2 separate regions of the Homo sapiens genome follow, and region 2 is linked to region 1. A link is a loop called in an ENCODE intact Hi-C map of the cell type or tissue named here. Cell type or tissue: heart right ventricle. All regions are shown on one strand. Each heading gives the region's core, and the rest is flanking DNA. Links, peaks and the distances in the headings are about the cores only. Region 1 has its middle 8.1 kb from the start of MCFD2-AS1. Region 2 overlaps PRKCE (protein kinase C epsilon).

Evidence for each region. A loop is a pair of places that touch in the nucleus more often than their neighbours do. Peaks named below come from ENCODE experiments on the same cell type or tissue, not always from the same donor. Only the 100,000 strongest peaks of a DNase experiment are listed, where the experiment ranks them.
Region 2: it touches region 1 in a loop (4-fold over the local background); 21 of 110 quality-filtered maps call a loop at or near these places.

Annotation. Positions count from the first base shown.
Region 1 is chr2:46,883,272-46,899,089 of GRCh38, reverse strand. No RefSeq gene overlaps it. Among named protein-coding and RNA genes, the nearest start is that of MCFD2-AS1, 8.1 kb to the left of the region's middle. RefSeq lists a silencer at 8,602-8,786. In heart right ventricle, for the core only: a CTCF peak has its summit at 9,863 (motif pointing right); a DNase peak (open chromatin) is centred at 9,883; H3K4me3 peaks cover 377 bases; H3K27ac peaks cover 3,339 bases.
Region 2 is chr2:45,978,849-45,994,666 of GRCh38, reverse strand. It overlaps PRKCE (protein kinase C epsilon), which reads right to left. Exons shown (of 15, transcript NM_005400.3): 4 at 15,657-15,691; 5 at 14,286-14,371; 6 at 9,987-10,116. Among named protein-coding and RNA genes, the nearest start is that of EPAS1, 310 kb to the left of the region's middle. In heart right ventricle, for the core only: no CTCF peak of the experiment used is centred there; a DNase peak (open chromatin) is centred at 7,879.

The sequences.
Region 1 (15,818 bases), core at 6,152-14,151:
TGGTTTTGCCACTTATGAGCTCTGTCGCTTGGGCATGCTACTTAGTGCCTTTGTGCCTCAGTTTCCTCATATGACAATAGGGATAATAATGATGGTATCACCTCATCTGGTCACTGTGAGGGTTAATTGAGTTAACATGGTAAAATCCTAACAACGAAGCCGGGATAGAGGAAGCACTTTTTCAGTGACAGCCAGCATTATTATTCCCAGTCCACCCCTGGACAAATCACTGAGGCCAGGGCCATGCCACATGGGCCAGTTGGCTCAGGCCTTGGTTATGTGCTGCATCCTGGGTGAGGGGCTGGAGCCCCACTGGTAATAAAATGATTGACAGTGGGGAGGAGGCATTTCAGAGAAGGAAATCCAGGTACAATTACCGGAAGAGGCGGGTGGGGAGCTGCTGCACGGGATGCCATAGCATGATTGGCAATGGACTATTTGCTTCTTTCAGAGAAATCTCCTTCCTCGCCGCTATCTGGTATTCTGGCTCCATGGCTCTGCTGAGGCCATTATTATACTGTATTGGAAGGCTCGGGCCTTCAGCAGAACAGTCCAGAGGGCCGTGGGCACCGTATTCTCGCCTGTGCCCCCACCATCAACAAGTGGGGAAGCTGTGTTCCCTATTCTTTCTGACAGCACATCATCATCCAGTTTTGCCCCCTGACTGCCGGGAATCACTCAAACTTACCTCCCAGGAACAAAGACTGGTTTTCAGACACGATCCCATCTAAAACCATTTTAGGAAAACAAAAATTATTCAGCTATGCAAGGGCCATTTGAGCCGATCTACACCTCTCTACTTCTTAACCCAAAGCATCTGCACTGGGGTTGCTTCCCCTCACCCCAGGCATTCCTTAGTAGGGAGGAGTGCCTGCTTTGCAGCCAGGAGACTGCCAGATCCCTTCAGGGGGATGCTTCCTGAGCAAGTGGGAAGGTCTGCCTACAAAAATTAAGTCACCCACCCAAGTCCTATAGCCAGGAAGAGAGAATAGAAATATGCCAAGAAGGCGCATGAGAGATGAGATGGGAGGCAAACGGGAAGGTCAGCCATGTTCTGGTCTGTGCCCAGGATTCGATGGCACCAGAGTGCTGAATTGCAGATGGGAACAGGACTGGGAAAGTCTACAGGATATTGTGTGAGGATGAACATTTAGCAGGGGAACTCAAGGGAGGGGAGTTTCTATGTCAAATGTAATTGATTTTTACAGTAATGCTCTTTAAAATGTATAAATGTGACATCTTTTCCCACTCTGTGCTTGACTACACAACTGTAATTCACTCTGTCACTCTTGGTGCTACAGGAATAAAATGCTGGTGTTTTATTATAAAAAAAACTTTCATTAAAGATCATTTGAAAATACGGAATAGAGGAGGGATGAAAATACAATCCAATTGTCCAATATAGCCATTGTATTACGGTCTATCTCCTTTTGATGTTTTTTTCCTGTTTCTATTTTGTTTGTTTCTTACATACTTGTAATCGTGATATTTATACAATTGTATGTTTGTTTGTTTTATCAAAGGCATGCTCATGCATAAAACCTTTTCTATTTTTACCATTATTTTTTGAGGAAATTGAGTTACTGAGGTTTGAGCAATTTTAAACCTTGGTCAATATTGCTAAATTGCTGTCCCAAAGAGTTACTCTAATTAAAACTTCATTCACATTGTATATAAAGAGGCTATTTCCTTTAGCTAGACTCATAGCATATACCAACAAGTGTTTCCCTAAACATAGAGCAACGAGATATTAGTGCTTTTAAATTTCTGGTCACATTAGTGCTGTATACACCAGCACTATATATATCTACCATTTTATTCAGTTGTGTGTTTGTTTATTTGTTGATTCATTCATTGGATATTTATTGTGTGTTTGCCATGTAACTTCTTTCGTCTAGGCTCTGGAGTTAAATAGCTTCTGAAGAAGAGAAAAAGCAAGAAGACTTTTTGTTTCTAATTTTTTTTTTTTTTTTTTTGTAGAGACTGGGTCTCATTGTGTTGCCCAGGCTGGTCTCAAACTTCTAGGCTCAAGCAACCCTTCCACCTCAGCCTCCCAAAGTGCTGGAATTACACGTGTGAGCCACCATGCCCAGCTTAAAGGCTTCCCCTGAGAGTATTTTCATCAGAGGACACAGATGTATTTTTGCATAGCATCCTCAATAAAAAGAGCTAAGTCACATTTCCACCTCAAGAGAGAATTCATTCTATTAAGAACTCTATCTAGCTATCTGTCATCTATCTATCTATCTAGCTATCATCTATCTGTCTATCTATCTATCTATCTATCTATCTATCTATCTATCTATCATTTCAACCACGGAATTAATAGCAGAAACCATGAACATTATATCTGAACTTTTTGGATCTTTAAAAACCAAGCAGGACTTCTGCTTCTAGGAAGATGGAGTAGAGGCACTTCCCCCTAATTTTTCTTGCAAATTACAACAAAAACCCTGGACATTATAAAAACAACAACAAGAAGATTCTGAAAAGTGGAGAAAATAAAGCAGACTGTCCAGGGACCTTGCGACCTGAGCAACAACATGGCAGTGAGTTCCCTGGTTTTTCCTTTTGCCTCATATATGTAGACTTGGAGCTAAGGAAGCAGGAGCTCAGAAACACCAAAGGATGTAGAAAGGCCCCAGTAAAAACTTGCTGTCTCTACCCAAAGGATGAAGAAAAGGACAAGCAAGACAGAAAGCTTCTAGATAATAACCGCTCTGCTCCAACCAAACACCACAGGAAGGCTGCAGCCCCACCTGCATCCATGGCAGCAGAGTGGGGAGCCTAGACTTCCACCCTCACCAGGCCTCGCCAAGGCACCCCTCCTTCTTTCTGCTATGGTAGCATCAGAGGAGGCCAAGGAAGGAGCTGGGATTATCCCTGGGTGGTAATGAGCCCCCCTTCTGCCCACGGGGTTAGTGGAGAACATACAAGAAGCCTGGACCCCTAACTGTCAATAGGGAGGCTCCCCTCCCCTTCCTGCTGGATGGTGTCAGAAGAGGCCTACTGGAGAGTCAGGACTTTCAGCACTGCCCAGTGATAACAAGGTGATGTTCACCACAGTGTCAGGAGAGACCACTTGGGAGCCCAAACTCCCACCCCTGCCTAGCAGTAATGAGAAGTCCTTTCCTTGAGTGTCACTGGAAGCAGAGCAGGGAGCCTGGACACCTGTCAGTGATACAGTGGCACACCTCCTTTACCCTGCCAGAGGGGTGTCCTAGAATACCAGCTAAAGCAGAAGGTTTACATAAGATCCAGTCTTATAACATATTACAAAAATATTCAGGTTTCAGTTAAAAAAAAAATAAATAAATAAATAAAAATCGGTCTTCATACCAAAAACCAGGAAGATCATGAATAAAGGAAAAAAGATGTCAACACTGAGAAAACAGATATCAGAATGATCCGATGAAGATTTTAAAGCATCCATAGTTAAAAGTGCTTCAATGAACAATTATGAACATATATAAAACAAATGAAAACAACACATCTCAGCAAATAAATATAAAGAAGATATAAAGAAAAGTCAAATAAAAATTTTAGAACTGAGACATACAATAATTGAAATAAAAAACTCAGTGGGGCCGGGTGCGGTGGCTCATGCCTGTAATCCGGGCACTCTGGGAGGCCGAGGTGGGTGGATCAGGAGGTCAGGCATTCGAGATCAGCCTGGCCAACATAGTGAAATCCCATCTCTACTAAAAATACAAAAAATGAGCCGGGTGTGGTGGCAGGTGCCTGTAATCCCAGCTACCTGGGAGGCTGAGGCAGGAGAATTGCTTGAACCTGGAAGGTGGAGGTTGCAGTGAGCCGAGATCATGCCACTGCACTCCTGCCTGGGCAACAGTGCGAGACTCCATCTCAAAAAACAAAAACAAAAACAAAAACAAACAAACGAAAAACAGTGGATAGGCTCAATGGCAGAATGGAGGGGACAGAGGACAGAATTAATGACCTGGGTGACAGAACAATAGGTGTTACCCAGTCTGACCAACGGAGAGAAAATAGACTGAAAAATGCATGCTCAGAGCCTTAGGGACCTGTGACCTATAACAAGAAACCTAACATTCCTGTCATCAGAGTTCCAGAAAGGGAAAAAGAGAGTGACTGAAAAAAAAAATACTCAAAGAAATGGATGAAAACTTCATAGATTTGACAAAAGACATGAAGCTATAGACTTAAGAAGCTGAGCAAACCCTCAAGAGAGTAAACTTAAGAAAAGCTATTCCAAGACACATCATAGTCAAACTTCTGAGGACTAAGGACAAAGGAAAAAAATCTTAAAAGCAGTGCAAGAGAAACAACAGCTCGTATATAAAGGAAAAACAATGGAATGACGGCAGCTATCTCAACAGAAACCATGGAGGCCAGAAGTAAGTGGCACAACATTTTTCAAGGCCTGAAAGAACTGTCAATCCAGAATCCTATGTCCATTCCAAATATCCTTTAGGAATGAAGGGGAAATCAAGATATTCTCAATTAAAGGAAAACTAAGAGAATCTGTCCCTAGCAGATGTACCCTAAAAGAATGGCAGAAGGAAATTCTTTTATTTATTTTTATTTTTTTATTTTTTGAGACAGAGTCTCACTCTGTTGCCCAGGCTGGAGTGCAGTGGGACAAACTCGGCTCACTGCAACCTCTGCCTCCCAGGTTCAAGCAACTCTCTGCCTCAGCCTCCCCAGTAGCTGGGATTATAGGTGCCCGCCACCACGCCCAGCTAATTTTTGTGTTTTTAGTACAGATGGGGTTTCACCATCTTGGCCAGGCTGGTCTTGAACTCCTGACCTCGTGATCCACCCACCTCTGCCTCCCAAAGTACTAGGATTACAGGTGTGAGCCACTGCGCCCAGCCAGAAATTGTATTTTTGTTGTTGTTCTGTTTTGGTTTTGTTGTTGTTGTTGTTTTCTTAGCATCTACATTAAAGGCGCAAACTGAAGGAAATTCTTTAAGCAGAAAAACAATACATAAGAGAGACTTAGAATATCAGGAACATGGTAAGCAACAATACAGATAAACACAATAGACTTTCTCCGCTTGAATTTTCTAAATTATGGTTAGTGATTGAAGCAAAAATTGTAACATAGTCCAATGTTCTAAATGTATGTAGAGGAGATATTTAAATGGGGGGAGGGTAAAAGAATGTAAAGAAAAGTAAGTTTTCTATATGTCACTTTAAGTAGTAAAACGACACATGTAAAATGGTAGAGCCACCCTGGAAAGCAATTGGCAGTTTCTTAAAAAACTAAACACATAACTACCGTATGACTCAGCAATTGCATTTATGTTCACACAAAAGCCTGCACATGAGTGTTTATAGCAGTTTTATTTGTGATAGTCAAACCTGGAAACAGTGAATGGTTAAACAAACTGTGGCACATCTGTTCCATGGAACACTACTCAGCAATAAAAAGGAGCAAACTCAGCAGAAAGGAAACAAACACGCTACAGCCTGGATGAATCTCCAGAAAATTGTACTGAGCACAAAAAGCCAATCCCAAAAGGTTATATACTGTATGATTCCATTCATACTGGATTCCTCAAATGACAAAATTATAGAAATGGAGAACATATTTGTGGTTGCCAAGAATTAAGGAAGGGGTGGGAACAGGAGGGTGTGGGTGTAGCTATCAAAGACCAACAGGAGAGATCCTGTAGTGATGGGGATGTTCTGTTCCTTGACTGCACCAGGGTCAACATCCTGGTTGGGATATTGTATTATAGTTTTGGAAGATGCTATCATTAGGGGAAAACAAGGTCAAGGGTATGCAGCATCTCTCTCCATTATTTTTTACAACCTCATGAGAATCTACAATAATCAAAATAAAAAGTGTAATTTAAAAAAAAGTGTTAAGGCCGGGTGCCGTGGCTCTATAATCCCAACACTTTGGGAGGCCAAGGCGGAAGGATTGTTTGAGCCCAGGAGTTCAAGACCATCCTGGGCAACATAGTGAGACTCTGTTTCTATTTATATTTTTAAAAATTAAAAAAAATTAAAAAGAAGTGTTGAAGGCAACATAATCTTTTCAACACCACAATGGCAGTTTGAAACTTCAGCCCTCTGGGACAGTATCTCACTAGGCCCATTACTGGGTGTTTAGCCCCAGGGACTGTATTGGTAGTGCTCTCGATAAAAGCCTGTTTCAGAGGCTTTCAGAGAATTCGCTTTGCTCTGACAGAATCAAAAGGAAACCTCATCGCTGGGCATTTTCTGTCCATGGATTTCCAATTCCCCCCTGGGTGGCTAGGGAAGGACTGCAGGTCATGCCTGTCCAGAGTGATGAGCCCTGCTGCCCAGGGAGGGGAGGGAGAGTTTGAGGGGGTGGTGTAGGGTTGGCCTCAGTGGCTCAAGTCCCACAGGACTGAACAAGCCTGAAACCAGAGATCCAACAGGCATGCAAATCAAGGAGATCTTGGGGAGAGATCCTGTGTCTCTCGCATGCCAGGGAATCAGAGTGCAGGAAGTAGTAAGGGCTTAGCCATGAGGGGGTCTCAGGTGTCTGTAGTTAAATTCCTGGGCTCTGGCCGGTATGAGAAGGGAACAAGGTAACCGTCTCTAAAGGGACAAAGATGTGGTGGATGCTAAGCCAGGTGCCCCTGGTCTTTTCTTAAAGGGTTTTGGAAGTGCCTATTCTTGTAGCCTGTGGGTTAATGGGAACCCAGGAACCCATCCATGACAACCTCGTCAACAGCCCAGCCTTGGGGTCCTGGAGCAGGTCACGGGACGGGAAGAAGGTGGCGCAGGTGGAGCAGAGGCTGATGGTAACTGCATGGAGTCCAGCTGGGGAAGTCTAAGGCCACAGCTGACCACCTCCCCTGCCTCAAGGTGGGGCCTCCAGGCTACAGCTCGGGCACCTGTGTGCCTCCCTCTCTGCTCTTCTCACAGTTCATCCCCTCCAAGAAATCAGACCTGCCCAGCCTCACTGACCACAGCTTCAGAGCTAGGCCTGGATGCCTACCCAAGCTGGGCCAACACATACTCTCCCCTGGGATTTGACAGGGCCTGAGAAGCACAGCGGCAGGCAGGAGGCATGGGAAGGCACAGGAGTGGTAGAGCTCCGTGCCCTTGCTACTCAATGTGTGGGCCACACACCAGCAGTGTCACCCAGGGGTTTATGAATGTGGAACATCAGGATCCACCCAGGTCAGTTGAGTCAGAATCTACTTTTTTTTCCTCCAGATCCCACAGGACTGAAGAATCTACTTTTCAACAGATCCCCAGTGATTTGCATGCTCATTTAAATTTGAGAAGCTCTGCTCTGGAGAGGTCCCACAACACTTATCCCCAAGAGGCCTGAGCTGCCCAGTTCCTACTGCTCTGAGAAGTGGGGTTCCATGCTCCCTTGGATTCAAAGGCTCCTGTTGACTTGCCTTTTTCTAACTCTGGCCAGCTTGGTTTCTGTATTTCTTTTTTTTTTCTTTTTGAGACGGAGTCTCACTCTGTCCCCCAGGCTGGAGTGCAGTGGCGCAATCTCAGCTCACTGCAAGCTCCGCCTCCCAGGTTCACGCCATTCTCCTGCCTCAGCCTCCCAAGTAGCTGGGACTACAGGCACCCGCCAAAACGTCCGGCTAATTTTTTGTATTTTTAGTAGAGACGGGGTTTCACCGTGTTAGCCAGGATGGTCTCAATCTCCTGACCTCATGATCCACCCGTCTCGGCCTCCCAAAGTGCTGGGATTACAGGCGTGAGCCACCGCACCCGGCCTCTGTATTTCTTTTAACGAAGAAAACCTAATCAATGCACACGGGCAGGTCTGGCGGGGACAGTATGATTCAAGGGGAGGCTGACCTTGCCCAGAGCATCAGGCAGTTTGCCATACAACCAAACGCCCCCCACAGAGGGCCAGTCCTTTGTGTTCATGAATGTTTTGAGTCAGGGGAAAAAATAAATAGGCCAGGTGTGGTGGCTCATGCTTGTAATTCCAGCACTTTGGGAGGCCAAGGCAGATGGATTGCTTGAGCTCAAGAGTTTGAGACCAGTCTGAGCAACATAGTGAGATCTTGTCTCTACAAAAAATAAAAAATTAGCCAGGCATGGTGGTATATGCCTGTGGTCCCAGCTATTTGGGAGGCTGAGGCAGAAGGATCACTTGAGCCTGGGAAGTTGAGGATGCCTTGAACTGTGATCACACCACTGCACTCCAGCCTGGAGGACAGAGCAAGACCTAGTCTGAATAACAAATAAAATAAAATAATAAATAAATAAATAAATGCTCTGAGTCTTGTTAAATGAAAATCCTCCTGAAATGAAAGTTTCTAGTCATTTATCCTTTAGTATGAAGTACCTTCTCAGATTCTTGCCAAAGAGACCACTTTCTAGGTTGGACATAGGAGAAGTCACAGAAACCTTTCTATTTTTACACTTTGATTAAAGGCCTGGCTCTGCTTCCTCAGAGAAGGCCTGTATTGAAATTGCCCTGGGGCTGTCTTTTTTTATTTTTTATTTTTTGAGACAGGGCCTTGCTCTGTCGCCCAGGCTGGAGTGCAGTGGCGCAGTCTCCGCTTACTACAAGCTTGCAACCTCCGCCTCCTAAGTTCAAGGCAGTTCTCCTGCCTCAGCCTCCAGGGTAGCTGGGATTACAGATGCCCACCAACACACCCAGCTAATTTTTTTTTCCCTTGAGACGGAGGCTTATCCTGTCGCCCAGGCTGAAGTGCAGTGGGGCAATCTCGGCTCAATGCAACCTCTGCCTCCCAGGTTCAAGTGATTCTCATGCCTCAGCCTCCTGAGTCGCTGGGATTACAGGCGCCTGCCACCATGCCCGGCTATTTTTTTTTTTTTTTTTTGTATTTTTAGTAGAGACGGAGTTTCCCATGTTTGGCCACGCTGGTCTTGAACTCCTAACCTCAGGTGATCCACCTGCCTCGGCCTGCCAAAGTGCCAGGATTATAGGCATGAGCCACCGCTCTCTTTATTAAAAGAGAGCTCCTGGGGCTCTCTTTTAATAAAGTGCAAAGTCCTGTGTCTTTTCTCATCTGGGAAGCCCTCTCTGCCTTGTCCAGCCATGGTCACCTGTCCCTTCTCTGAGACTCCAGAGCAGCGATCCTTTACCTTTTGTGTGTGTGGACCCCCTTACAGAACAATGTTTTCAAATGCATAAAATAAAAAACAAAGGATTTCGAAGAAATTAATCATATTGAAATGTAAGCATCAAAATATTTAAAAATGAGTGATTTAGTAACATATGTGCTTATTATTTTTCTTTTTATAAGCCTTTGTCAGAATATATGTGCTTCCTAATTAGCATAGTAAGATCTAGTAGCAGGTCTACCAATCTCTTGTCATTTCTTTTTTTCTTTTTTTTTTTTTTCGAGACAGAGTCTTACTCTGTCCCCCAGGCTGGAGTGCAGTGAGGGATCTCGGCTCATAGCAACCTGTGCCTCCTGGGTTCAAGCTATTCTCATGCCTCAGCTTCCCAAATAGCTGGGATTACAGTTGTGTGCCACCACACCTGGCTAATTTTTGTATTTTTAGTAGAGATGGGGTTTCACCATGTTGGCCACGCTGGTCTCAAACTCCTGGCCTCAAGTGATCCGCTTGTTTCAGCCTCCCAAAGTGCTGGGATTACAGGAGTGAGCCACTGTGTTGGGCTCAATCTCTGTAATTTCAAAATAGTGATGGCTCTGTCGCCCAGGCTGGAGTGCAGTGGCGCAATCTCGGCTCACTGCAAGCTCCGCCTTCCGGGTTCACACCATTCTCCTGCCTCAGCCTCCCGAGTAGCTGGGACTACAGGCGCCTGCCACCACGCCCGGCTAATTTTTTTGCATTTTTGGTAGAGACGGGGTTTCACTGTGCCGAAATTTTTATTGTCAATCCTGACAATCATTGAACCCCTTAGTTCTCTTAATACATTTGTCATTTACAGATGAACCTCTAGATGGCGGCAGTGTCCCACAGAATGTCCTTTTCCAGGCCTTAGTATCCCATCCAGGGTTTTTACGTGTCACTTCTCTTTCATTCCTGCAAATGCCAGGAATGACTCCTCTTCACCTCTCCCTGTATAAAATGGCCACCAGAAAAACTCCACAACACACACACACACACACACACACACACACACACACCCCAAAATCACTCGAAAATGAATAAGAATGTGAAAAGAATCAAAACGCTCAGACTTACCTGCTTTGGGGAAAGGAATTATTAGCCTTTCCCCAAACATAAGTGATGGTCAGACAAGGGAGAGGTGATGGTGGTGCTGTGGACCCTGTAAACCCTGAAGTGTCCAAAGCAGTTTGCACCTAGACCTCGGAGAGGGAATCCACGCCCTGTCAGCTCCCTTGCCACTGTGCTTTCTTGCACCAATACAAATACCTCCTGAAAAATTCCAAACTGGTAGCAGCTGAGCAGACGGGAAAAGGCATTTTCCCCACCCTTTCATGAGGATGGCTAACCAGCGGAGACGGCCACCCCAGGGGCGGCAGTGAGTGTGGGGATGAGCAGATGAGCGACGTGGGATTCAATGGCACACAATCTGAATTTGGACAACCGGGTAGATTGAAAGGGCCAGACCCCGAGGGAGAGAGAGGGAGGGCGCTGACTGCTTTGCTCCCTGGGGCTTCCATGGGAACATGAATCCTTAAGTTTTAATTTCAGCAAGTCCTCCAGAAGTTACCAAAGCTGAGAAAACTCTCCTGCTACCATTCCTCTTCAAAAAGTCTGAGAAAGCTAAAAGTCCAAAGGAGGTGAGAAAATAAGGTAACTTTGCTTTGTAAAATGTTATCCATCCTCTTGCAACACAAGCACCAAAGAGAAATCAAACAGGTTTATTTATTGTCAAGCCTTGAGAAACAGACTAAGATAGTAGTGCTGTACCATTCTATGTTGTGAACTTTTTTTTTTTTTGAGACAGGGTCTCACTCTGACACCCAAGCTGGAGTGCAGTGGTCTCAGATCACTGCAGCCTCGACCTCCTGGGCTCAGGTGATCCTTCCACCTCAGCCTCTCAAGTAGCTGGGACTACAGGCACATGCTTCCATGCCTGGCTAAATTTTGTATTTTTTCTAGAGACGGGGTTTCACTGTGTTGCCCAGAACTCCTAGGCTCAAGCGATCCACCTGTCTTGGCTTCCCAAAGTGCCAAAATTACAGGCAGGAGCCACTGCACCCGGCCTGGTGAAAACATTTCAATATCCTCAAGGATCTCTCCATATTGTGAATGGTATCAGGAGCTTCAGACTTGGGATTCAAGTCCCAGGCAGGGTTCTTACCAGTTACATGGCCTCTCCAAGCCCCAGTTACCTTTTCTGTAAAGTGGAGAAAGTCTGGCACCTACTTCATTGGGTTGTTATGGAAATTAAATAGAAAGTGCTTGGTGCAAAACCTGGGGCATTTATTGATGACTAATTAATAAGTTGTCTATTTTGATATGTTGCTAGGCATGTATTCATTCAACCAAGCCTGCTGGATCTCTGAGGACATAAATTAAGATGAGTAAGACCCAACCTCAGGCTTCAAAGAATAGAATATTTACTGTGCTATTGTAAAACTGGGAGATAAAGGAGTGTATATACACCCACTGATAACATATTTCATGATTCTTAGATGTACTTTTTCATAGTTTAACATCTTTGACAACAGTTTTTATTTCTTGATGGTAAAAAAAAAGTAATGATGTGACTTACAATCAGTAGAATCTTAGATTTGGTGAAAAGCAGCATAAGCATAAAGAGAGTTTAATGACAGAGACAGAGCGATCAGCTTACCACCATGATTCAGCCCATAGGAACCCAATCAGAATTCCAGTACAGGGGACAGCTACAGAATGCTGTCTTCTGTCTCCTGAGACATGTCTGCTCCTCCCTGCAGTGCTTTTGGGAGACAGGAGTGGGAGAGGCCTTTGATCTTGGTGCTGAGGGCTGGGTGGTACCTAAATTACAGTGCACGTATAGGTCTTTGTCTAGAATGCAGATCCTCAGCCCCTGCCTCAGAGGATCTGGTTAGGTTGGTCTGAGGGTGGAGGCCTAAGTGATCCAACCAGCTCTGGGTCCTTCCTGGTGTGAGGGGATTCTTTGCTTGGGGAGGAGTGTCACTGCCCTGGGCTCAGGAAATGATCTTTACCCGAAATTAGGAAACCTGAGCTTGCATTCAAATGCAGCTCCTCCAGTAGTGTGCAGAGGCTAGCTCATACCGGTGGGCATGAAATCAGCCACAGTGGGAGCATTTACACCACAGTAATGGGCAAGCTTTTTTTTCTCTCTTTCTTCAGAGTCACTTTACCAGCACAGAACTGTGACTTTTCTTCAGTTGGGTAACCTCGAAGATATCACTGAAACTCACTTCAAGCCTGTTTCTTTCCATCTGAAAGGGGATTATTATATTTCTAACCTCACAGAGCTGTGGAATAAATGAGTCTTCAAGTATGAGAAAGCATCTAGCCCAGTGCTAGGCTCTAGTGATTAGTAGTTTATTCTTTCGCTCTAGAAGTTTCCTATAATGTTTTCTCCTTAGGAACTTACCAGGGTGAGAATGAAATGAAATGAACATACTTCATGATGAAATTCAAATCTCAGTGTGGATGATTAGCATTTAGCAGGAAGGATAATGGTAACTTTATGTAATCTTTTACAGTTTAACAAGCTGTATTTCATGTGGCATAAGCTTACACCACAAACATTTTCCAGATGAGGAAACCAAGGCTCATAGAAGTTGACTTGCTCAGAGTCATGTGGTGTTTAAACGAGGCAGAAACAAAAACTTTCGATGTACTGCTGTCCCTCAGTGTCCATAGCAGATTGGTTCCAGGACCCACCCCCCAAGGACACTGTGGATACCAAAATCCATGGATGCTCAAGTCCCTGATAAAAAATGTTGTATTATTTGCATATAATCAATACACATCCTCCTGTGTACTTTAAATCATGTCTAGATTACTTATAATACCCAATACAATGTAAATACTATGTAAATAGTTGCTAAGTTGTATTGTTTACAGAACAATGTTGAGAAAAAAAGTCTGTGCATGTTCAGCACAGACACGATCCACTTTTCCCCTGAATATTTTTGATCTGTGGTTAGCTGAAATCCACGGATGTAGAAAACACAGATACAGAGGGCCAACTGCGCTTCCCCCCATCCCATCCCATGACAGTAAAGCCTGTGTACAGAGACCTGGGTGGGCAGGTGGTGTTAAAACAAACCTAATACCCAAACCGACAAAATTCCTAACCAAAGCTTAAAGTTTAGTTGGAAAGCTTAAATACCCACATGGGAATCTCCTGAGGATGATGACCAAGTCAAGCCCTGGAGGTCGCCATTGGCAGATGGGCTAGTGAATTCCCTTGCCCAGACACATCGAGGGCCATGCAGGATAGTCTCACATCCTTCACACTAACCACCTGCACAGCTACCGTCTTCCTTGACTGGATTCCTTGCCTGCATTATGGTTCTCTGATCGTCACCCCCATCTTTGTAGAGAAAAGCAGCACTCAGGCTGAAGCATCATTTCCTTCTCACTCCCTTGGCTGCACTTAGCCTCTCAGTTTTTTCCAAGACAAACATAAAATTCTTGAGAGCTGAGACTGTCCACCCTGGTGTGAATGCAAATGGTGGTTTAGTTTTTGGTTTCTCAAAGTCTGAACTTTACTGCCCAAGCTGCTTATAGACTTACGAGCTGATTAAAATAAAGGAAAAGAAAACCTCTCCCAGCTGAAAATATGCCCCGGACCTTTCCAAAGTTTAAGTGAAGTTGAAATTCAGCAGCAGTTGGGCTGCAGTTGAGAAAAGGGGCTTTGAGCCAGATCCAGCCTTCATAGTAAGAAGGTGGTAAAGGGTCCAGCCTTGTAGCTCCAGGAAAGACAGTATCTTCCCTTTAAAAGAGAAAAAGTTAGCTTTCAAAGTGGATTCTCTCAACCTTGGGCTTTGTGGAAATGTAGAAGCAGCTACCTTCCCTTTCTTTCTTCTTCTTCTTCTTCTTTTTTTGTTTTAGAGTCGGAGTCTTGCTCTGTTGCCCAGGCTGGAGTACAGTGGCACAATCTTGGCTCACTGTAACCTCCGCCTTCTGGGTTCAAGCAATTCTCCTGCCTCAGCCTCCCAAGTAGCTGGGACTACAGGTGCCCACCACCACACCCGGCTAATTTTTGTAGTTTAGTAGAGACAGGGTTTCACTGTGTTGCCCAGGCTGGTCTCAAACTCCTGAGCTCAGGCAATCCACCCGCCTCAGCCTCCCAAAGTGCTGGGGTTACAGGTGTGAGCCACCGTGCCTGGCTCCTTCCCTTTCTTAAAGGAGTATGCCACTGCAATTCAGAGTTCCCACCATTTCCCAATTATTACTGCCACTCCACTCACCTGTAGAATAGACACCCATTAAAAACTCTTTCAGCCTTAGAGATTCCATGATTAAGATATTTATGATTCATCCACATTTTGAAATACAAAAAAATCATTTTGTTCAAAAATGCTTGCTGCTGTGGGAAAATGCTCACAATATAATGCTCTACACACTGCTGGTACTGGGAAGTCATGTACTAAAATGTGAACCATGGTCATCTCTGGGCTTTGAGATCACCAGTGACTTGTGTTGTTTTCACTTTCTGCATTGCATGTCATTATAATTATTAGTTTCTCTCCGACACTCGACACTCGGGGGGAACTGTAAGCTCTCTGAGTACAGGGTGTTTGACTACTGTATTTCTTGATGTATCCACATCCCTAAGAACCAGAAGGCACTTGATACATATTTGTCAGATGAATGACCGAATGAAAGCCTTCGTGAATTCAAAAAATCACTGCACAATGAGCATACATAACTGTTGAAGGGCAAGGGAAGCAGTAGATGCAAATATTAATTTTAAAAAGTGTTCTGATGAAAATTCATACCCTTAAATGCTTTTGTTAGAAAACAACATCAGAAACAAAAACCCACAGAAGTTTGAATATTGTGTAATTAACGAAATGTTAAACAGGGCTTATCCTGTCACGTCAGTTTCTAGGAGAAGATGTCAAGTCCAGGAAACTGTAGGCTGGTATCTCCAGCCATGGGGAGTCTCCCAAGAACACACCGAATCTTCCCAAGAGAGTCAGTGCTGAACACACCTGAGAATCCAGAGCACATGCAGTTTAGCCTGATTGGGCTGGGAGTCGGCAGGGGCGATGTTTAAATTGGGTGAGAGTTTGGACCTTTGATATGCAAATGAACTAGACTTTTTTATTATAGAAAATGGAGGCTGGGTGCAGTGACACACGCCTGTAATCTCAGCACTATGGGAGGCTGAGGCAGGAGAATCCCTTGAGGCCAGGGTTTAAGACCAGCCTGAGCAACACAGCGAGACTCTGTCTCTACAAAAGCAACATATATATTTACATATGTATATATAAATTTTAGTATATACATATGTAAATATATATATGTGTTTATATACGTATATATGAAATACATATAGCTGGGCATGGTGGCACGCCTGTAGTCCCAGCTACTAGGGAAGCTGAGTTGAGAGGATTGCTTGAGCTCAGGAGGTCCAGGCTGCAGTGAGCTGTGAGGATGCCACTGCACTCTGCCCTGGATGACAAAGGGAGACCCTGCCTCTTCCTGCATCCTCCTCCTCATCAAATGAATGGATTCGCCTCATTATGTGATGAGAGTCACTGTGGCCTTGAGGGCACAGGCACAGCCACCTTTACCTCTGTGTCACTAGCTCATATGGGCAGCACACTGCCCAGCACCATCCTGGTGCTCCTCACATGCCTGAGGTGGTCTGCAAATGTTTGTAAATGGAATGAATGGGGATTCTCAGGCAGGTAGGTCTGCTGCTTTTGGATATTTGATGAATGACAGAGGAAAAAGAGAGCAGGACCAAGAGGACGTGTGCACATGTGATG
Region 2 (15,818 bases), core at 3,587-11,586, 900 kb after region 1:
GGTATATCCAGACACTGAAATATTATCCAGCCTTAAAAAGAAGTGAGTTAGCAACTGTGAAAAGACATAGCAGAACATTAAATGCATATTGCTAAGTGAAAGGTGCCAATCTCAAAAGGCTATCCCCTGTATCATTCCAACTATAGGACATTCTGGAAAAGGTAAAACTATGAAAATGGTAAAAAGTTTAGTGGTTACCAGGGGTTAGGAGAGAGGGAGGGATGAAGAAGCAGAACACAGAGGATTTTTAGTGCAGTAAAACTATTCTGTAAGATACTATAATGGTAGATTCATGTCATTATACATTTGTCCAAAATCATGGAAATGTACACCACCAAGAGTGAGCCCTAATGTAAACTATGGACTTTGATGATGATGTGTCAATGAAGGTTCACTGACCGTTAACAAATATACCACTCCGTTGCAGAATGCTGATGGTGAGGGAGGCCGTGCATGTGTGGAGGCAGAAGGTTTGTGGAAAATCTTTATACCTTTGACCTATTTTGTTGTGAACCTAAAACTACTCTAAAAAGTAAAGTCTACTAAAAATGTTTAAAAACCAAAACTGTTCCTGGAGTGAAGCCAGGCAGGATAAGCAGCCAGATCTCCGTAATGCTCTACATAACCTGGTCACCTGTCTGGAGAGAGCCCCCCCAGACCAGCCTGGACAGTTCAACTGAGCTACTGAACCCAAGATGCCCATTGGGCTAAAGGTGGGGGTGGGGTGAGGTGGTGGCAGGGTGGCTTTCTCAGGACAAAAACAAACAAGAAAACTCCAGCGCAGCCAGGCCATGGCACCGACTTGACTAATGGAGTTATCACTAATAACTCTGATCCGCGGGCTGATCAGAGACCAGGCAACAGCACTGTGCCCAGAATTCTGTCCCCACTACCCTGCCTCATTGCATCAGCTGCCCTTTGATGCTCATTCACCACACCTGCTCCACCCACCAAACCCATGAAAGCTGTCTTCTGCCTCTCTGTGAAGTGACGGAAAAGAGAATAAAAGAGCCAAGTTGAGAATTTCTTGAGAAGGGCAACTAACTTGTCTACATAACTTGACCACTAGCTCCCTCTGGTGTTGAAATGCCAGACCTGTCTGTCCTGACAAAACAACTTGGGCTGGCAGGTCGGCAAAGGGGGTATCTTTTTTTGGTTTTGGTTTTGAGGACTTTGCCTTTTATTTTTAAAAAGTCTGCTATTTCCCCTGAGTTATGTACTCATCTTAATATGTAAAAAAAATCTCAATCACACATCAGTTAGCATGCACGATGTGAGATAGTGACTTTGAAAGTGCTTTGAAAAGTCTGGAAATGCCAGGGCAAAGTGGTGAGGAAGGGGAGCTCCAGTTACTCTGGGCAGCCATAACGGGAGCAAGATGGGCTCCTGGAGGCTGCAGGTGTCACTGGGAGGCCACAGACCAGCAAAGGACAGTGGGCGTCCCTGTTGGAACCAAAAGAAACCTGAGATGCATTTGCATTAATGTGGCCAAATGAACCACCCACCCCCACCCCTCACAACACTACTGGGGAGCACCAAGGCCAAAGGCCGTGAGCCCCTGCTGCCAATCCACTCCCAGCCCTAGGCTGCCCTTTAAGGCTTCTCTTTCCAGAATGCCTCTCAGTGCTCACTTTCACTGGTTTCATTTGGATAAAGTTGTACCGGGAAGAAATAGATCTGCTTTGCCAGGGGCTCTTACAAAAAGAGAAGCGCTCTTCTACTACTACCCAGCTATTCACCACACATTTGTTGAGGACCTACTATGTGCTGGGTGGTGCAGCAGCAGCAGTGTTGTCTGGGGACACACTGGGGTTCAGGCACTCTGACTTTCACCTTCTATCACACATCCTACCGTCATTTGGAGAGACTTGGTTTCCATGTTTCCACCCTTTTTATAGCTGAGATTGAAGCAAAAGGCAGGCCAGGCTCCTGGGAATTCCTCCAAAGCAAGCAGACAACCTTCTGGGAATGGTGACAGAGCCACTCCTAAGGAGGGGCCCAGGCCCATGTATGCTGCAGGAATTTCTTTATGTTGGGGTAATTTGGCCCTTGAGGGTGAGCCAGGGCAATGGTTTGATTTCATAACAGGTTCCAGTCATGCCAAGCTCAGAGACAGAGAGCAAATATTTGCAAATGGGAAATTGTGTGCTTGTGCAATGGAAGTTGGCAGGGGTGTGAGAGTGAACGACCGCAAAGTCGTTCACGCAGAATGAGGAGAAAGGAGGTAAGAGGGATGCCCCCCTGGGGTCATGCTGGGCCAAATGTCATCACCAGAAAGAGATTTTGGAGTCCTGATCACACCAGAACCGTGACTCAGAGCTTTCCGGGGACCACGATCGGCCGCTTGTCTGCTACCCAGCATTCCTCAGATCAAAGCTCAGACTGAATTTTCAGCCAATCTGCCACGTGTACAGGGGACATTCTCATGGTCCCCAGGCATTGTGGATGTTACTGCAAAGGATTCTGAGTCAACCAAAGCACTCCTGTGGCATTCTTTCTCCCTACACCCCTTTCCAGGCCCTCTCTTGCCTGTAAATTGCTCACACTTATTTCTGACTCAATGCCTGAATTATCGCCTATGATTTCACTTATTATGTTCAATGACCAAGCACAGTGCAAGTTTCTAGAGAACTAAAGTAATGTTTTATCTCCAGGTTCACCACGACGCCTTGCACAAATCAGGACAACATGCTTTTCAGTTATTCTAACTCTACGGAAAGTAGTAGTACTACAGTGGCATAAATGACACCTCTCAGACCAGACCCAATAGATAACAGGGAACTAGAATCCCAAGCTCACCATGCAAGCCACACAAATTAAACGTCAATGAAAAGGAAGGTAAAGCAGTCCATTAACATGGCTTGACTTTAAAGCAAACAAGTAAAAGTGCCCTTATGTAATTCCCTCCTTGTATAATTCAACCACAAAAAGACAAGGGTTTAAAGTGATTGTTTGATTTCTGTGGGCCTTTCTTTCATAATTATTCACACATATGCATGAAAAGGTATGTATGAGGATGTCTGTGACAGCATAAATTAAAATGGCGACAACACACAAACCAGTAAACATCCATCAAGAGGGCAACATTTTAAACAATCTACGGAACATCCACAATGTGGACTCTTTCTAGTAAGTAAAGTAGATGTCTGTACACTGCCTTGGAAATACTCCAAGACATACTGTAGAAAAGCAAATTATATAACTATGCACGGAGGATTGAATTAACAAATATTTATTGGATGTCAGTGTGCAGGCACTGTTCTAGATGCTGGGTAAACAGAGAATAAAACAGACAAAAAAAAATCTCTGTCCTCATGGACCTTGTATTTGGATTGGGAGAGACAGAAATTAACATTATAAGGTCTGGCGTGGTGGCTCATGCCTGTAATCCCAGCACGTTGGGAGGCTGAGGTAGGTGGATCACTTGAGGTTGGGAGCTAAAGACCACCCTGGCCAACATGATGAAACCCCATCTCTACTAAAAATGTAAAAATTTGCCGGGCGTGGTGGCAGGTGCCTGTAATCCCAGCTACTTGGGAGGCTGAGGCAGGAAGATCACTTGAACCCAGGAGGCAGAGGTTGCAGTGAGCTGAGATTGCACCGCTGCACTCCAGCCTGGGTGACAAAGTGAGACTCTGTCAAAAAAAAAAAAGAAGAAAGAAAGAAAGGAAGAAAGAAAGAAACTAACATTATACAAGTAATTTAGACTGGGTGCAGTGGCTCACACCTGTAATCCCAGCACTTTGGGAGGCTGAGGAGGACGGATCACTTGAGGTCAGGAGTTTGAGACCAGCCTGGCCAACATGGTGAAACCCTGTCTCTATTAAAAATACAAAAATTAGCCTAGTGTGGTGGCATGCACCTATAGTCCCAGCTACTCCAGAGGCTGAGGCAGGAGAATTGCTTGAACCTGGGAGGTGAAAGTTGCAGTGAGCTGAGAGCCGAGATCATGTCACTGCACTCCAGCCTGGGCAACAGAGCGAGACTCCATCTCAAAAAAAAAAAAAAGAAAGTAATTTAGAATATTAGAAGATGATAAGTGCTATGTTAGAAAAAAAAGCAGAGGAAGTAAGAGACGAGAGACAAGAGCTTGAGAGCTACCCAGTGGTCAGGGTAGACCCCATAGACAAGACGATTGCATTTGTGAGGAGGCGAAGGGGATGTGGATGGGGAGGTGCAGGTGTGCCAGGCAGCCCCTAAGCTGCCTCCTGATTGCCCCTGCCTCATAGTGTTCATGCTTTTATGTAACTCCCTCCCTTGGAGAGGACTGGACGTAGTGATTCTCTTCTAATGAACAGAAAACATCAAAAGCGATAAGATGTCCCATTGCCTCGTGTCTGGGGCATCTTTTCTCACTTTCTTGTTTGCATTGAAGGAAGCCAGTCACTGTGTGGAGAGGCCCATACGGCAGAGAACTGATGTTTCTGGTCAGTGGCCATGTGGGCGAGCTTGGAAGTGGATCCTCTTCCAGTTGAGTTTTCAGATGAGACAACAGCCCCAGCTCTCAGCTTGACTGAAACCTCATGAGAGTCAGATGCACCCAGCTAAGCTCCATCCAGATTTCTGACCAGCGGAAACTCTGAGAAAATAAGTATTGGTTGTTTTACACCACTATGTCCTGGGGTCATTTGTTATGTAGCAATAGACTCTAACGCAGTGTGTGTGAGTATCCGTGCAGCAAAGGCACACAAAAAGAGGACATTTTTAGAAGTAAGAGGACCCATAGCACATTTTTAGAAGTCTGAGGATGAAAGTGGAAAGAGAATATAAAGAAAGCCTTTAATATTTTTAATATATATCTAACTTCAGTCTTGCTTGGATCTTTGACAGTAAGAACAGTGAGAATGTATTTATGTATTGTGCTCTTTATAATTCTAAAAATAAAAGTTGAAGTTACGACAAGGGACCTAGCTGTTAAAAATAGTAAAGGACTGACATTTTCAGAAATGTTGAAAATTAAAAATTATTCTGCATGTTTTTAGTGTTTTTAAGTATCCAAAATACTTTTTTTTTTTTTTAAACAAGGAAAGGAAGGAAGGAGGGAGACAGGCAGGCCTTTCTTTCATCTTTATGGCTCTGCACAGCCACCCCAAGGTATGTGGCTAAGATCACTCCATTTTTATTTTTTATTACTGTCCTCAGAAGGGAAGAGGGCAGTTGGGGTTAAAAGCCAAGGGCACTAAGCCAGGGTGACCTGCTTGCAACCTCCCAGCTAGGCAGTACCCAAACCAGGACAGCTCCTCCAAATCCTAGCCTGTGATCTCTTCAGGCCACCACTCCTGTTTACTACTTACTGGAGAGGAGGGGACACCCTGTCCCCTTGGCCCCTGAAAACAGCCGCAGATCAGAGCAGTTATTAAGATGTGTGTCAGAGAGAGGCAGGAGCGAGGAAGAAGATTCTTTAGGAATCTCCAGGCCAGGTCTTCGTGGAGTACACCTTCCTCCCTGTGCCTCGTCCCCTGTCCTGGAGGACAGCAGGTGCAGAGCATTCACCCCAGATGGGGATGAGAAAAAGCAGGGCTTCCGCTTCCACAGGCCCCCGCAGGCCCAACTGCAGGCTCCGTCAGGAGGTCTGGCTTTCCTGTGAAGTTGCCCCTTGGTGCCCGATGACTTCAGAGCAGCTGTGCTGAGACATGAGTGTGGGGGATGGGACGGGGGCAGGTGAGAACTGGATCTTCTCTAGAGAAGGAAACTGCAATCAAAGGGTATTGGGTGTCTCTGCCTCCAGGGGCCACTGACTCCATGTGTCAATGGGAAAATAAAACAGGTGGAAAAGGGCCCCAGAGAGGCCCATGGTGCCAGTGAACCTGAGATTGGAGAAGGCAGCACTGTTCCAACAAAGTGCAGAATGAAAAGGCTACAAATGCCCGAGACTAGCGATGCTGCTCCTGGAACCTGGGAAGCTGATTTCTGGACTGTTTAATAGTGGTTGAGGGGCTCGGACAGACCCACGAATGAGTCTGGAGAGACTCAGACGCAGCAGGCACTTGAGTCACAAAATGAAAGAAAGAAATGAACTATTTTGCCTGCTCACTTTGTGCCAGCATTTTTCTGCCCTCGGTTAAGGATCTCAGTTACCCAATGATCGTGTGAGCATCCTGCAAGGGTCTGGCCCCTCTGTGGCTGTGGGCTGCAAAGGACAAGGGCTGGTTGCCCCACAGTTCCTGGTTGTATGCCCTGCATGCACCCACTCTTTCCAGATTTCCATTTCCTTGTCATAAAAGCAGACATAATTATGCTCCCTCTACCTGGCTGACAAAGGGACAGTCCCCAGAAGGGTACACACACAATGCTTGAACCTGTGTGGCTCAGACAGTTTTAGACTGGAGAAAGAGTGACCAGGACAGTCTCATGGATCCCTCCTCGTAGACCCAAGCTCTGAAGAAACCTGTTTTGCTGAAAATACTGTAATCTATTTCCAGGAATGGGAACGGGAATGGCAAAAAAGCTGAAGCCATAGGGCAGCAGGCCAAATAGATGATCTCCAGCCAGGACCAGGGGACCAGAGCTCCAGCCTAGCAGGCCCTGCTAGCATGGTCCAGCAAGACAGAAAGCCTGGCTGAGTCTTCCTAAGCAGCAAAGGGTGGCATAGGGCACCTGCCAAAGCCAGGAACAGGGCCAGGCTGCATGGGTGCAAGAGCCAGCTTCATAGGGACTTGCTCGGGGATGCTTGCAGGTCACTAAGTCTTGATTTCTTTTTCTTAGTAATCATAGTAGCAGAACCAGGCTTAGACCTGGGCACAAGCAGCCCCTGCCTTGGGCCCATGCTGGCCTCTTCTGGCCATGACCCCTCTCCACAGGGTAAGGAGTCTACAGGGCCAAGAAGCCTTAAGGAGGAGAAAGGATCTAAAGAGATAAGTGGAAGCAGGCAATTTTCCAGGGCCATCCAGCTAATCTGTATGATACTATCATGGTAGATAACGAGCACTGTCCATTTGTCCAAATCCACAGAATGCTCAACACCATGAGTGGATCCCAAGGTAAACCACAGACTGTGAGTGATAATGATGTGCTGTGCAGGTTCCGTGGCTGTGCACGTGTGCTGCTGTGGTGGGGATGCTGGTGGGGGGAGGCCATGTGTGTTGGGGGGCACATAATACAGGGACTCTCTGTACTTTCTGCTCAATTTTGCTGTGAACCTAAAAATGCTCTTAAAAAAATAAGGTTTCTTAATTAAAGAGAGAGGAAGACAAAGAGAGAGGGAGAGGGAGAAGGAGAGGGTCACAGAACAGCAGCAAGGGGAAAAAAAGGCCAAGTAATAACATCAGAGCCACAGAAGAGTAAAAGTCTGCACACTTTGGCTGGGGAGCTTCAGGTCTCAGCCTTCGTCTTCTAGCCCTCATGCGGCCTGATTCCCTCCGGGTTCCTGGGCTCCCATGGACAGATACCCTTGCTCCAGGCATCCTAATTCTGCCCCTTCTTTCCTTGAGCAGGGGCAAGAGCATTTCCTGCCCAACAAGAGCTGAATACACTGTCCCTGCCCCTCCTTCTTCCAGGGTCATTGGGGACCCACAGCCCTCACAGTGATGTCTGGGTGTCTGGGCTGCTTTCTTAAAATATCAATATTTATGATGATAGTATCTTCATTTAGGTTCACTAGATAGATCAATAATTAATATATTTACAAAAAAAAAAACAGACATCAGCTCATCAGGGTTCCCTCCAAAGCAGGCCCTGCTTCCCGGCAACCACACTAATCTTTCCAAAAGCACATCACTCCTCTGCTAGACACTCGAGACTCCTGCTCCCCTCCCTTCTTCCTCTTCTGCTCTCTTCACCTCACCTACAGGATTCCAGGCAGGCCCCATTTTGTTCAGGGTCACACACTAGAAAGAATACTCCAACGGGGAAGTGGAATGGCTCCGCCCCCACCTCCAGGGGTGCCGGGAAGCTCACAGGATGCTGGGCATGTCCACAGTCAGCACCTCCTCATGTCCAGTGGCTGGATTGTGTTCTGTCCCCACAATTGCTATTTCCAGCCCTCACCACCCTCCTCGTGCCTCTCACACCCCCACTTCTCCCTCCTACTTCAAAAAAGACTTCCTCTTTCAGAAAATAAGGGGAATCTCCTTGCAATGCCCTCAACAGATTCAAAACTTAAATGATGACTTTGTCCACTCACCTCCTCCTGGATTTCTATCCCTGACACCCGAGATGCATCTGCACCCAGGCCTGGTAGCCAGGCTTGCCCTCCATCTGGGGAAGGCGGTGTCCATCATTCTCCCCAAGGCCCATCCCCGCTCGCCTCCCCTTCCCTGCTGTATCAACAGTCAGTCCCCTCTCCCTTCTGCCTCATCCATCTCTCCTTTGCCACTGTCTTTTTCCTGACTAAAACATTCTGAAAAAACATCTCCCTCTATTAGCACTTTAGCCTACAGCACTTGGGCTCCATCCCACTGTCCCACTAAGACAGCTCCTGCTGAGGTTCCTAGTGACCTCCTTGTTGTTAAATCCAACCCCATGTTTCGTGTCTTATCTTAAATAACCTGTTGGAAAGCATTTGGCACCACTTCTTTATAAAACTGTTAAAAATTATCTACTCTTTTGGCTTCCATGGTGCCATTCTTTGCTACTTTTCCTCCTACCTGTGAGTGCTTCCCTCTCATTGCCTTGGCAGGCCCACCCTTGGATGTTGGTACCCACCCTCATGGTGTTATCTTTGACTTTTTTCTCTTCATACTCAATGTACTTACCCTGGAGAATGACATTGACTTTATAGCTTTAATTGCTTAGATCCTGACAAAACCCACATCTAAATGCTCAGTCTAGACCTATTCCCCAACTGTCAGTGAGAATGTCCAACAGGTGGACAGCTTCGTGTCAATTTGCCACGGGCACCTCGAGTTAAGGTGTCCCCAGCTCAGGCTCCATTTCTACCTCCAACCTTATCCTCCCTCTTGTATCCCCATCTCAGTGAATGCTATCACTGCCCTCCCAGCTGCTTCTGGTCACTACATCCAATAAATCATTCCTCCTTGATATATTAAAGTCATTCTCCTCTTCATTCCCACTGCAGCCCTGATCTTATTTCCAATTCTCATAGTTTCTCATTGGGATCCCTTCAATGACCAATTTGTTATGTCCTAGGTTTATTTTCTTATACTTTACTTATATTCTTCTAATTTTTCTACAATGGGAATTTATGAATAATACATTCCACACAAACAGTAAAACACTATTTTAAAATATTGTCCATGCAATATCCCTGCCTAGTAGTTCACGGTTGCCCAACCGTGCAAGCAGGCTGGACCGGCTTATAAAACTGGACACACTTCTCAGGCCACCAGAATACATTTCCACCTCCCTGTGTTATATGCTACTCCCCGTGCCACTTAGCATCATCATCTGAGTGCGCTGTTTGCGGGTGGCACGGCAGGAAACAGGAAGGAACTGAGGACGCGAGAGTCAAGGTTCAAATCCTACTTCTGCTAATAAATTGTGTGATGTGAGCAAGTTGCTTAGTCTCTGAGCCTCCGTTTCCTCACCAGGGCCATGGGAATAATATCCCCTATGTCCCAAGCTGGTGACGAGTCAGCAAGCTACCTTATGTGACAAGGTTCTGGCATGGCTCTTTCAAAGAGTAAGCACTGAGCCATGGACCATGCAAGAAAAGCCTCAATTCACACCTCTCACTTCCTTCATGGCCTAACTCCAAAAATATTACTTTTCTTCTGCTCTAATGTATCTTTCCTGAAATTATTATGCTTTTGTAGACTCATTTTGTCTCCCCAGATTGTGAGTGATCTTAAGGCGTGGAGTCCGCCCTCCTCCTTCCTCGGTGTTTCCCTCCACCCAGTCCTGGATGGTCTCTGCCCAGAGTCTGCCTACCAAATGCACAGAGTTACTAATGCAGGATTAACAAAGGCTTGCACTCAGTTCTTGGCCAAATCTGGAATCAGACAAGGGTTTTTTATAAAGCAGGGATGGGGGCAGGCAGCAAGGAAGGGGACATGCAGGGGCTGAGGGCAGGGCAGGGAGCAACTTACCTTTACACTGCAAACCCTGCCGCAAGAGTCCCCAGAGCAGGGACCCACAGTGATCGCAGAAGGTAGGGACCTTGTAGTTGTGGATACCGAACTTGTGGGGCATGTTGACGCTGAACCGCTGGGAGCCCACCTGCAGGGATGGCAAGATACAGGTTCACCACCGAGCTCCTCAGTTCCCCAGAAGACTTGTCAACGGAACTCTCAAAGAACTTTTTCCAAGAGAGCTTGTGTCATTGTAGGTGGCAGGCCCTAGCTTGGCTCTAAAAGCTGCCCTGAGGTGAAAAGAGCTTCCATCCTGCCCTGGCCTTGGCTCCTGATGCTCTTAACTCACTGTTGGCTACTCCATTTGACTGTGCAAGGCCAGGCCTACTCCCCAACATGGTCCTCTCCAGGACTTCAGGACTTTAAGCAATCATAGTACAGTGTCCTCAATGTGTACCTCAGGCCGGGTGCAGTGGATCATATCTGTAATCCCAGCATTTTGGGAGGCTGAGGTAGGCGGACCACCTGAGGTCAGGAGTTCGAGACCAGCCTGGCCAACATGGTGAAACCCTGTCTCTACTAAAAACACAAAAATTAGCCGGGCATGGTGGTGCGAGCCTGTAATCCCAGCTACTCGGAAGGCTGAGGCAGGAGAATTGCTTGAATCCGGGAGGCAGAGGTTGCAGTGAGCCAAGATCATCCCACTGCACCCTAGCCTGGGTGACAGAGCAAGACTCTGTCTCAAAAAAAAAAAAAAAAAATTGTACCTTCAATACTGCTGTGTGCCTGGAAGCCCCACCTAGGCAAAAAGTCTCTAGGAAGCTCAATGGTGGACACGGGATTCTGTGCAGCAGCGTGTAAACTCTGCACAATGTTGTGGAAACTGTGGATCAGTCAGAACGGACAACAATTAGGAGGAAGATGGCTAATACAGAATGGTGAGCACTAAGAATGCTAAGGTCTCAGCCCTGACCACACACCAGGCACCATTATCTCAGTTAAACCTCACCACCACCCTACAGGGCAGTCCATGGTTACCGCAACTTCACAGATGAGGAAATGAAGGCACAGCACTATCATACCCTGTCCCACCCAGTGTCACAGGATGGCAGGGTCAATGAGACCTCAGGGGTGGAAGAGGCTAGAAGCATAACACATTTCATGGAAGCAAGGGTCTGCTGGGCTACCTTTCTGAGTCATCTCTGCCCCTCCACAGCGCTACCCTCCATCTATGTCTTTAGTGGAGCAGCTGCACCCCCAGCCCCTCTCAGTATCGGCAGGAGACCATCACCCAGGACATCCATGGGCTGGGGAGATCACTCTTGCTACCCCGGGGATTAGGAAGTGGCTGGCATGCGGCAAAGCTGGGCCTCAGCTCCCTGGCTGACTGATAAGTAACAGGCCCCCGTGGGGGACTAATGAGGGGTGAAATGAGAGCTGGAAAGGGAGCTCGACTTGAACGCAAGCATGAAGACAAGTTCCCTAGCACCCAGTTCCAAGGAATGGCTGATCCTTCCATTGGACCAAGATTTCACTGATCCCTACTGAAATGGATGGTCTACCACTTGAGGTCTTGCCTGGGAACAAGAATGTCAGCTCTACTGAAAACAACTATACTCACCCATTCTTAGATGCCTAGCTTAGGTGTGCCTGTTTGTGAATGTAGACATGTTGACTCTGCCATGGTCTCCCTCACTGCTAAGGAAGTACGAGATCACTGTGCCCACTCTATTCCTACACATACCCTGAAGGCATGGTGGACCTATACTGAGAATAGAGTCTTGGTCTCTCAGGAATCACCTCATAGGGGTATGAATGACAGACTAAGGCGAAAAAGTGGGGACGTTGTCCCAGGTGACCAAGAAATCCAGTGTGGGGGTGGAAAGAGCTACGTGACCCTCAGTTGGGACCACTAAAAACTCTAAGGTATCAGAGAACAGAGGGAGGAGGATGAAGGAGTCCACACAAGAGCATGCCACAGCATCAGACTGACCAAGAGACCAACACAAAGACGGCATGTGTGCAGGGGGACATGTCACATGTGCGCTTGCTGAGGAGGACACAGATACAATGGGGTGAGTGAGAGTCACAGAGAGAACATGGAGAGGAAGACAATGGCAGAAAGAATTGTGAGATTAAAGAAAAAAAAATGTGACACCAGTGGAGATGGAACATTGTTTGGTTACCACACCTGGAAGTGCAGGCAGGGTGTGAGTCCACCGCATGCTAAGACACACAGACATGAGATGGGGGGGACCGGCCGAGTGTTCACGGTGCAGGACACCCAAGAAGTCCATCACCAGAGCACCTTTTAATAGGAAGGAGGGCATTGAAAGCATGGTGTTTAGGGCTACATGTGTTTCTGGTGTGTATGTGTGTATGATGTGTGTATGCACAGGCATCACATTAAAGGTGGTTGCACAAAAGAACGAACTCAAAGTTTGGTCCCCAGCAGTTCAGTAACCCGGCAGAGGGCAAGCCCATCACCCTGAGGGGCAGATACACTGACACTAAGGGAGACTGGCCTCTGGAAGCACAAGGTGGTGGCGGGGAGAGCCAGGACTGGGAGTCAACTCCACCAAGCTAAGAAACCCAGAGCCTCCCTCTCTCAGTCCCTGGCAATTTGTCCCTTGGTGATACATGTCAAGTTTGGGAACACACTTCACTGGAGACTTCTTCTCACTGCTCAATATGCCAGGAAAGACAGTCAGAAGAACTGGGTCACAGATCAAGCTGGGTTCTGAACATTTCAAATCTCAACCCTTTAACCTGCATGGCATGGACTCTTATCGGACCTTTCCCTCCAAAAAAGTGCAGAAGAGCTTTAGAGTCCTGCAGAGGCAGAGACCTGCAGGTGATGAGACTGAGATCCTTGAGGGAGGGACTAGTGTACTCCTCTTTGTTTCCATGGGACACAGCATAACGCCTGTCATACAGGACATACCCAGTAAATGTTCAATGGAATGTCCATAGGAAGGAAATAAGGCAGACAGCAAGCAAGCCATCTCTTTCTTTCATTTCCTCGTGAAAGCAACAGTGATGTACTGGGGTCATGATCCTAGACCAGGAGTCGGGAGGTGCAGGTGCTGGCTTGCAGTCTTAACCACAAGAGAGCCCCTGCAAACAATGTTGGTGCTCTGGGCTCAGACTAACCTTCACAGACACAGAAGGCTCAGTCTAAGCCTTGTCCTTTGTTGCTTTCCAGAGACAGTATGAAAGCAGAAGGAGAGAGAAGATGGGAAATGCCTTAGATGCCAGGATGCTATTTGACTCAATTATTAAGAAGCAGGTAGAAGTCTCTATAAGTCAGTCCTCTTGGAAGTCAAATTGTAGACCAGCTGATTATAAACCTACCCAAGGCCTTTCTCTCTAACCCGCGATTCTAATAGCCTATGACTACACAGAATTTATTTCCCCCAGAATTAAGAGCATGCTCTTGAAATCAAGTGTTCTGATAATACCTACATCCATATTCACAACTGTCATCTTCCTCAAAAAGGTTTTTTAATCTATCAGTGGGACTATCATTCTCGTAATTGCTCAGTTAGGTGAACCTAGCTTCATTGTTGCATTTTCCTGCTTCCTTACCTCTACCAAACTAGGCAATCTGATGCTAGTTTCTAAGATTAAGAGACAACGTAGTGCAGTGGTCAAGGGCTCAGGCTTTAGAACAAACTGCCTGGGTTTGAAAGTGGCTCTTAGCTGTGTGATTTTGGGCAGGTTAATTTCACTCTCTGTGCTTCTATTCTGTTGTAAAATGAAGATAATAACATCTACCTCATGAAGGTTTTTATGTGATTAAATAATATATGTTAAAGTGCTTCAATCAGGGCACGGTAAGTGCCCAGTGAATGTTGACTCTTTTTATTCCCGTGGTTGTTGCCGCCTCCTAAGTATTCCTTGGGCTTGCTCATTCCACACCACTCCCCCATCAGCTAGCTCATTAGACAAGGTTCCTGCTTGTGTTTCTATTACTGTTTATTACCTGTGAGGAGCTAGTGACACATTGGTTAGCCATTTTAGTTCTGATGAGATGATGCAATAAAAGAATTCATATTTTTCTTGTGGGCTTCAGTGCTGGGATCACACTGCACTTGGCATAACATCCAAGGGGATAGAACTGACTTGGACCTGTGCTCATCCTGCGGATGGTGTCTCATGCCAGAAGACCGTGGACAGCTCCCTTTGTTTTTTTATCAACACAATGAAATGACAGGGTCTCAGGCAGAGAAGGTTTTCTTGGGAACCACAGAAGAGGCAGTGAAGGGAGGGGCTGGCGGTGAAGAAGCCCAGAATTTCCGTGTCACCAACACTTACCTGGTCGGGGGTCTCCTGCTTCTTTAACCCAGCACACTTTGTGATTATGAGCTCGTGGCACCGCTTGTGGACCACGCAGGTGCAGACTGCAAATAGCAAAGACAGGAAGGCTGAATGACACTCAGGAAAGGGAGTGTCCCTCCCAGGATCTATTCAGGGCTTGGTGGAGTGACAAGGGGAGCCAGGCCCCTTCTGCCACTGAGCCTTAATTTAATACCCTCCCTAAAGTCTTTTATACAGCTATTTCAAAACACTGTCCTATCAGAGCCATCAGTTTCCTAAATGCTCCAGAGAGCAAGGTAACATTTATATTCAAAGGACATTAGCAGTTTTCTCCAGTTGAGGGAGTACTGATCAATTTTCTCACTTCAATACGCCAAGGTCAAGGAAAAACTTCCTTCCAGCCCTCCCATGGAGCACTGCCTATTAAAGGTGTTGTAGTGGCCTCGCACCCCACTCGGGACCATGCAGGGTGGCTGACGTGATAGGGGGAACTGCAGCAGGCGGTGCAGAGGTTCTGAGGCTTTTTTATCTGGTTGTGTCCTGACATACCAAACTTCAAAATTCCCATCGACTTTAATACTTCCACAAGTGGCCTATATCTGTGTTGTTAGTGTCATGGAGCAATGTGGGCAGTAGGTGGCTGAAAAGGTAAGTAACTGTGTGCGTGTTACCCCAAGGAACAGCAACTTCCACCAGACACTACCCCATGGGTGAGACCCAACAGTGCTTGGCGAGGAGACAGGAAAACCTCCCTGCTCTAACCTCAGCAAAACCACCGCATGACCATGCCACATTTCCACCCTCCAATTTTGTACAACTTAAACTTGCATTTGTAGTCAATTAACTGGAAAGGAATAATCTTCAATACCTTCAAGTGAGCTTTACATTTTTAAGAGCTAATGATCACACAGCCAAGACCAAAAAAAGGGATTAGACAAGGACCTTTCAGTGATACCAAGTACAACGAGCAGGCGAGGAAGCTTCTTCAGGGAGGGAGACAGGGAGGGATCTGGCAGAATACACAGACCCAGTTCAGGACAAAGTGGGACTTTCAAAGAGCCTCCAACTGAAGCAGAATGTCTCATTCAGAAAGATGAAAGTGCCACCTGCTCCAGTTGAGACACAAAGGCCGGGTGGATTGGGGACCTGCTGAGATCACAAGGACGCCTGGAGACAGGTGGCACCTGCAAATGCCTCCCATATATATTCCCATATATGCAGAAGTAATGGTCAAGTGGGAACAAAGAAAGCATGCAAGCTGTGGAGAGCCTCCAAATGTCATCAGACTGAGCACCTGCCTCCTATGGGTGCCAGTGATCTGGATCTAACCACGGGCCTCTGAAGATTTAATTCATAAATGCCTCTTACCTTGACACTGGTATCCCTGCTTTCCTATGACACCCCTGAAAAGAAGAATAACATTTTTTTAAAAAAAGTGAAATCTTACCAGGTCAAAAAACAAACAGAAAAACCACCCAATTTGGGCCACCACCCACATAGCACCAAGTACATGAAGTATGCAGAATATTG